3 separate regions of the Homo sapiens genome follow, and all the other regions are linked to region 1. The links are chromatin contacts, found by Hi-C or POLR2A ChIA-PET in ENCODE. All regions are on one chromosome and are shown on one strand. The core of a region is the stretch at or near the end of the contact, and the rest is flanking DNA. Distances in the headings are between cores, read along the strand shown.

The links. Hi-C counts contacts between places; a loop is a spot of excess contacts on that map. ChIA-PET counts read pairs that join two places held with the same protein, here RNA polymerase II (POLR2A). Pooled maps may share reads with other maps.
Region 2: a pooled map shows a loop between it and region 1 (4-fold over the local background). The contact joins the enhancer-like site here to the promoter of WDR91 in region 1. A Hi-C loop is called at or near these places in 4 of 50 pooled maps.
Region 3: a loop to region 1 is called in a pooled map, with 3 times the contacts of the local background. The contact joins the promoter of CALD1 here to the promoter of WDR91 in region 1. A Hi-C loop is called at or near these places in 7 of 50 pooled maps. POLR2A ChIA-PET finds 5 or more read pairs at or near these places in 4 of 52 experiments (BJ, K562, activated B cell and 1 more).

The regions. Positions count from the first base shown.
Region 1 is chr7:135,210,163-135,212,842 of GRCh38, reverse strand. It overlaps WDR91 (WD repeat domain 91), which reads left to right and starts at 1,317. Exons shown (of 15, transcript NM_014149.4): 1 at 1,317-1,463. The coding sequence starts at 1,341. RefSeq lists a silencer at 1,075-1,614.
Region 2 is chr7:134,736,756-134,739,435 of GRCh38, reverse strand. All of the region lies in intron 1 of LOC124901750 (a long non-coding RNA gene), which reads left to right. It also overlaps a transcript of CALD1 not described here. Among named protein-coding and RNA genes, the nearest start is that of CALD1, 42 kb to the left of the region's middle. Within about 2 kb of position 1,300, at least 5 of the 41 ENCODE cell types and tissues checked have a DNase peak (open chromatin) inside an H3K27ac peak, as active enhancers do.
Region 3 is chr7:134,778,332-134,781,011 of GRCh38, reverse strand. It overlaps CALD1 (caldesmon 1), which reads right to left and starts at 1,378. Exons shown (of 15, transcript NM_033138.4): 1 at 1,263-1,378. The region is part of intron 1 of LOC124901750 (a long non-coding RNA gene); the gene reads left to right.

The sequences.
Region 1 (2,680 bases), core at 68-2,567:
TACAATCACAGCTCACTGCAGCCTCGACCTCCTGGGCTCAAGTGATCCTCCTGCCTCAGCCTCCCAAGTAGCTGGGACCACAGGCAGCACCACCACGCCCGGCTAATTTTTTTTTTTTTTTTTTTTTGAGACAGAGTTTCGCTCTTGTTGCCCAGGCTGGTATGCAATGGCGCGATTTCGGCTCACTGCAACCTCCACCTTCTGGGTTCAAGCGATTCTCCTGCTTCAGCCTCCCGAGTAGCTGGGATTACAGGCATGCGCCACAACGCCCGGCTAATCTTGTATTTTTAGTAGAGACGGGGTTTCTCCATGTTGGTCAGGCTGGTCTCAAACTCCCGACCTCAGGTGATCCGCCCACCTCGGCCTCCCAAAGTGCTGGGATTGCAGGCGTGAGCCACTGCGCTCCGCATTTTTTTTTTTTTTTTTTTTTTGTGGAGATGTGGTTTCGTCATGTTGTCCAGGCTGGTCTCCAACTCCTGGGGCCAAGAGATCCGCCTACCCTGGCCTCCCAAAATGTTAGGATTACAAGTGTGAGCCACTGCGCCCGGCTATTTTTTATTTTTAAAACTTTGGAAAAAATATTTTCAATCCTCGTTGGTTGAATCCGTGAATGCGGAACCCGAGGATGCAGAGACCCGACTGCATAGGAACTTGGTGTATAATCTTCCTGAATTTAAAAAATGTACACACATACATACCTAATTTTTTTTTCACAAGAAACCAGGACTATAGCGTACATACACTGCTATGAAATTTGCCTATCCTAGCAGTGCATCTTGGTTATCTTGCTGTGTAGCCAATTCGTCTTACTAATGAAAGCAGAGATTTGGGGGAGTTAGCGCTCTCTGAGGACACGCGTGTTGTGGCTTCACGCAGGTCACTCTGCTCTTAGGGCTCCAGCTTCCTCCGTGTAGGAGGAGGGCAGGGGACCGGGAGCTCTGCGATGTAACGCCAACCAACAGGGCGCCGCACCCCCTGCCCGCCTCGGGACTACCTGGGATGTTCTTAAGATCCAGTCTTGTTTGACGTGGGTGGCAGCCGCCACTTTCAGTAATTCAGACAAAGCCGCCGCCGGCGCCGCCAGGACCTCCCCTCGCCACTCCTCGGGAGGGGTAAGGGTGACTCGAGCGGCCAGGCGGGCTGGGGCTGGCTCAGGGGCGGGGCCTCGGGCGGGGAGCCGGCCGAGGGGCGGGGCCTCAGGCTGGTCGCCCAGTGCGTGCGGGCTGGTAGGCCTGTCGCGGCGTGACGTGCTCGGCGCCCGCGTCCGGCCCCGCCCCATTTCTCCCAGGCCCCGCCCCTCCGTCCCTCACCGCACCACCCCTAAAGACGCTAGCGCTGCGATGGCGGAGGCCGTGGAGCGCACTGACGAGCTGGTCCGGGAGTACCTGCTCTTCCGCGGGTTCACGCACACACTGCGGCAGCTGGACGCCGAGATCAAGGCGGACAAGGAGAAGGGGTTCCGGGTGAGAGGCCGGCGGGAGCGGCGCGGGCAGAGGCGGCCCGAGGGAGCCGGGGAGCGGGCTTCCCCCCAGCACTGCCTCCGGGGCGAGAGCGGCGCTGTCACTCGCGCCGGGGCGCCGGAGACCTCAGCGCGTCCGACCCCAGCTTGACGGATGAGGAACTGAGACCCTCAGACGGACAGGACCTGCCTGAAGCCGCCCCCCGAGTCAGGAGCATCGCCGAGGCTGGAGCCCCGATGCCCCGGCTCCTGGTCTAGGGTTCTGTCTCCACTCCAGCCTCCTTGGCCAGGATGGCGATGAGGTTTTAGGAGCCGAGGTTAGGTAGATGGTTGCGTTTTGGCAACAGATATTCGTGTTGGCTTCCAGTGGCAGTGGAAGCAAAGAAGTCTGCAGTCCAAAACGTTAGCTGCGTTCAAGTATCTGCGGTGTTTGTTTAAAATGGCCTCGTCAGGGACTCATCGGCAATTTTGCTTCTGCAGTTGTGGAAGACCTCATGGCACATTAGAGAAACCCAAACTTCCCCTGCTCTAAAATGATTTTCCATTGCGAGGTTCTTGGAATGTATATGTGTGTGATTTGTATGTTTGTGTGTACTGACTTCAATGAGAGGCAGTGAGCTAACAGCAAGAGCACTGGAGGGGAGTTAGGAGATCTGGTTTCCTGCCTGGCCAAAGTTAGTGGCTACTTAGTGGCAAAAGCAAATCATTTCACCCCTCTGGGCTTCAGTGGCCTGATCTATAAACTAGGGGCATTGGATTGGTATTGATATCCAAACCCTTTTCCAGATTCTGTACTCTGCTGTAATTGCTCCTCACAAGAAGGTGACTTCCTTGGCTGACACTCTGAGCAGCTACCACGGCTTCGTGGAACTTTGATGACTTGAAGGAGTCAGTCCATGCACCTCCTCATGATCCTTGGGATCTGGGAATTGTGGAGATTGTCTCATAGCTCTTCTTCACCCCACCCCCTTTTTTAAAAATGTGAGGTAACTGAAACTACAGTTAAGCAACACTGCCATTTTTTTTTCTTTTTTGACAGAAAGTCTCACTCTGTCGCTTAGGCTGGAGTGCAGTGGCACGATCTCAGCTCACTGCAACCTCTGCCTTCTGGGTTCAAGCGATTCTCCTGCCTCAGCCTCCCGAGTAGCTGGGATTACAGGCGCGTGCCACCACGTCCAGCTAATTTTTGTATTTTTAGTAGAGTCGGGGTTTCACCATGTT
Region 2 (2,680 bases), core at 51-2,550, 470 kb after region 1:
GACTCACATGCTATTTCATGTTAAGTATGGTATTAAACCTGACAGTATAGGGGGTTGATGGATCAGAAGTGATAAGACCTAGGTTCTAATTCCAGGTCCATCATTTATTGGGTAAATGTAACCTTGGATAAGTCACAGAACTGTACAATTGCTAGGCTTAAGAGACTATCTTGGTCCATTTTGTCCGTTGCTAAATCCCTTTTGTTTGTGCCCATTTGTGTCACATTGTGTGGGCTGATCTCTTCCATATAGTTTTTGCTTGTTTCCCACTATAGAAAACAGACAAGCTCCAAAAACCATTCAAAGTAAAGCTCTGCCCCACTTACGTTGCTTCTATGACTTGAAGTCCAGTCACCAATGTTCCCTCCATAATTAAACTTAAGCAGCAGGCATTGAGTGCCTGTCGAGACCAGGACATGTGCTAAGTTGTGGATTGATACAACGAATCCTAAAATAAATAAAAACACTTGCACATGGTAAGAATTCAAAACTTCAGAATGAATTCAAAACTACTTGAACAATCATACCCAAAATGATTAGTGGACACAATTAAGTCTGCCCAGGGCTCTGCAATTGAACTGTTGCGCTATTCTCTTAGACTCCTTTTGGCCAACATTTGTATCAGTACCTTGAATGAGGAAGCAGTAGGTATGCTGATCAAATGTGCAATGACACAAGTCTAGAGGGGACTTTAAAAGAGACATAACAGAGTTGACAGAATCAAGATTAAAATTATCTTGACATGCCGCGATGCTGGTCCTATAGTTGAGGATCCATCTGACAGTTTTATATACCAGACAGCTCTCATCTAATTTGTTAATAAGAATTTTCAACAGCGAACAATCAAAATCTTCACTAAAACTACTAGAAAATATATTTAATTGGAGGCCAGATAATAGATGACCTTAAATGCAAGGACAGGGAATTTAGACTATTCCACACGCAACACGTGGGCTGTCAACAATTGTTAAGCCAGAAAATCTCACAGTCAAACTGAAGAAAACATAAAGCGTAGATGAAAGAACCTCTAATTCTGATGAGATGGCAGGCTGAAATCACTGGGAAACTCTGCCTTTTGTGTATGCCTAGGATTTGAGGATCAAATATAACAAAACAATTTTTTATGCAAAACTAAGATCACAGAAAGAAGGGGAAATCACAGAAAGAGAAAGAATGAAACCAAGCAAGTTAGCGTGTGAACTGATTCTCCATTTCCCGCAGAATTGGAGTGAGTCACAGAGCTTCAGATTCTGTGGAACTTGGGTTTTAATGACCACAGGAGATAAAGCATTGAGCCTGAACAAGATGGGGGTGGAAATGAGACTTCCTCATAAAGCCAACACCCTTGGAGGCCTGAACCGTCAGGGAGGATATGAACCAGAAAAAAAGAAATTTCTCAACCAGCATAGCAGGATGACACAGAAACACATTTGTCTCTCTTTGTGGAAAAAAACATCTTTCAAAATCTTTGAGAATATGAAACTCTGGACCTACTCTACATACGAATTTGGTTTTTAAAATTACCCTATTGGAATAGCCCAGAAAGTTCCAAGCCAAGAAATTAATGTAAAAACTGGTCCCTGGCTAATAATATTTTGGAATGGCTGGCAGAAGCAATTACAAAAATACTCCAGAGAGACATTCCACCATCCAGAATGCAAGGTGGTTTCACAGGAGCAAGCAAGCCCACACGAAATGAGCTCACAATAAAAGGAATTACAAAACACTGGAGGAAATAATCCATCCTGGGCAGGAGTCTGTAGATACTACTCACATTAGAATTCACGAGCACTACCTCCTGCCTCCCAAGAAACCGAGGCTCTAGAACAACAACATAAAAGATAATACAAAATAAGCATGTTTAGAATGATTGAAGACATTACAGAAGGAAAGAAATCCACAAGATAAACAATACCATGACCAAAAAAAGGCAGATTTTTTTTTAAAGAACTAAATAGAAAGTGTAGAAATAAAATGCATAGTTATTTAAACTAAGAACTTAATGGAGGCCAGGTGCAGTGGCTCATGCCTGTAATCCCAGTACTTTGGGAAGCCAAGGTGGGAGGATTTCTTGAGCTCAGGAGTTCAAGACCAGCCTGGGAAAGTTGGCAAAACCCCGCCTCTACAAAAAAAAATTACAAAAATTAGCCGGGTGTGGTGGTGTGCACCTGTAATCCTAGCTACTCAGGAGGCTGAGGTGGGAAGATCGCTTCAGCTCAGGAGGTCAAGGCTGCAATGAACTGTGATAGTGCCACTGCACTCCAGCCTGGATGACAGATCAAGACCCTGTCTCAAAACAAGTATATATGTAGTTACCATTAGCCAAATCAGATGTCATTTGCTTGAAGATATATATTTCACATATATATTTGAGATATATATCTCTCAAATACTTATCCAGATATATATACATAAATGGATGAACTAAATAGTAAATTAGATACATCTGAAGAAGAATTAGTGAACAAGAAGACCAAGCTAAAGCAACACAGTGAAGGTAGCACAGAAAAATAAAGGGTTGAAAAATTTGGAAGAGAAGTTAATATAGAAAAGACAGCATGAGAAACTTTAATGAAGTCTAAAATGATTTCTAGAAATGAAGAAAGAATGGAGCTGAGGCAATATTAGAGAAAGCAATGGCCAGAAATTTCTAATTGGATGAAAAGCATGAATTCTTACA
Region 3 (2,680 bases), core at 129-2,628, 430 kb after region 1:
TACAAAGAGAAAACTTTATTTAATGAATCTCAACCCCAAACTACCGCATTGCATGGAATAAAATCCAGTTGAATCAGTCATTTGCAGCTGGTAGTCTTTAATAGCCAGCACTACTAAAAAATCATCAGATTTACCCTGCTTGCCATATAGCATCTAGTCTTCACTCAGGTTCTAGCTGTATATGTCTGGTTTTGACAAACACATTAGAAGGATTTTCAGTTTACAAGTCCATCTGCATAGTCCTGTTAATAGAAGGCATCTATAAATATCAAGCACTTTGTTCTCATCCACTTTTTTTGACCATGTATTGCCACAGCACTAAAATTCCCCCACCCCTTGCCATCAGCTCTTTCTAAAAGGAATTCCAGGCTACTACCAACTAGCTGCCTTGTACTACTGTTTCAGACACCCAAATATGTCTATCTAGATATAAAAGCCTGCCTCCTTCCTTTCTGAAACACATTGCCAATCGACATCTCTTTAGATTCTCTAGACACACTCAGGCACACTTTCAAACAGAAAAAAAGATTTCTTAAAAAATAGTTTGGTAGGACGTTAAATGTGCTTTCTAAAAAAACACACCCACTAGCGCATGCATTCTCTTGTTATTAGGTTTTATAGGAAACAGACCAGCCTAGGCATCTTCTGTCTTAGCAAATATCCCATCAGTGACATTAACCCAACCAGTGCTAGGTGCTAGTGATCTCTCCATCTCTGACCGTATTTCCTTGCAACTCTGGAAGTCTAGTTTTAAATACTGGCAGCAGACTATAACGCAAAAGCCTTTGGTTAAAAAAATCATTCCCTTTTGGCTTCTCATCAACCTAAAGGATTGTTGATTTTGTTTTTAAAGCAAAACCTCTTCAAATCTTTGGCAATAAAAGATGCAGAAGAGACTGTGTGAGCAGTCTGGTGCAGTAGGCTTGCTAACACTGGCCTTTGGATATCAGGTATAATCTCATATGGCTGTCCTAAACAAAAGGCTATCCTAATCAAAGTTGCCAGTGTTCCCTAAATGTAAGTCTCTATATGGTCACTCTTCTTGTCCCAATTCTAAAAACAAAACTGGAAATCTCATCCTGTTTGCCTTCCGGGAATATCCGTATGGCAGTGAAGCCCAGTCAGGCTCGGGAGTTTGCATGGTTTATTGCCTTGAACATTCTTGCATCTCCAGCTACCTTAGCCAGGAATGTTGACTGAAAGCCGGAGAAAGTCCCCAGATTCTCTCTAGAAGATAAAAAAGAAAGCCTTCTGTGCCTTACCTTGTAGTCTGAAACTTCTTCCCGAGGACTAAGTCGGAAAGGAAGGACTGATTTCTTTAAGCAGGAGCACAGCCAGAGAGCAAGCAGGCGGGCAGGCAGGCAGCCGAATACACACTGCTCTATTCAATAAAACTCCAGACCGCCCTTCCTTGGCCCCTCCCAGAAGTCCATGCTAAGTGAACACATATCCCCTATGTTTACAGTCGGGAGGCGGTGGTATGCATTGTCCTGTCGTTTTTCTAATAGGCAGCCAATGACGACACCCCAGCCAAGGTGGATGCAGCCTGCCTGTGGAGATGCCTGTCATTCCCTAGGCATGCTCAGGAAATCACTCATCAGAAAACCCAAGACCTAAAAAGCTCTGAAACTGCGTGCACGCTGCCAAAACCAGCCTGCTCCATGCCCTTTTTTGGTTATCCTTAGCAGGGCCTCTGGAAGTGAATCCATTGTCAGGAACAATCATAAGAAATGTTAATCTTGGAGAAAGAGGCTGTCTTGTAGAACACAAATGCAGCAATAAAAAGAAAGCACAGTCTCTGAAACAAAAAGTTAACAGATCAGTTTATTGGGCGTGGGGGTGGGGAAGGCTTCTTACCAGAGGGAGTCTTAATAGTATATTTCTTTTCAAAGTACTTGCACATACAAAATGAGTTTAAATTGTTATGCAATTCTAAAACCTGAAGGAGACAGGACCCGGGTCTGCTGAGCAGACTAAATTCTAGCCTGAAAGAGGCACACCTCCCCAAAATACGTCTGCATGTGTTATAAAAATAAGTGACCAAAGGGAAACCAAAAGCGTAGGTCTTTTTTAGCAGGTAATACTGGCCAGAATAAACCTAAGGTCCTACAGGCTTGGATATCCTCACTGGCTTCACTTTCCTCTCCTTATCTCTTTTGTTTCCTCAGATTTGGTGATGTGGAGATAGTACTAGAAATTCCTAGAAATTGATGCACATCAGAGAGGGTATGAAGAGACCCACCACCTGCTTTGGGCTGGGGTAGACAGATGCATATATCCCGCAGAGGTGACATAATGTTCAGGTGACGTCTTGAAAGTGCTCCGACCAACTCTTCATGGTTAGGATGTGTGCTATAAGAGGGTCAGAATTAGTAGATGCTAATGAGAATTAAGGTAACTGGCCCACACATAGTCTTGTCCTTTTCAATACAGAATTCACTCAATTAGTACTTAATTAAAATTGAAATCCCCTTTTTTTGGAGCACTTACTATTTGTCAGGCCTGGGGATAGGTGCAAGATCTATGTCTCATTGTTATATGTTTGAGACTGTTTCATCACTGACCAAGAAGTTTCACAATATTTTTCCTGGCTAATTACAAGTCCAGATACTGGTCTTTAAAAATGGGAGGTTTTACTATATGCCTTTCCCTGTTTATGAAGATGTGACTTAGAAATGAT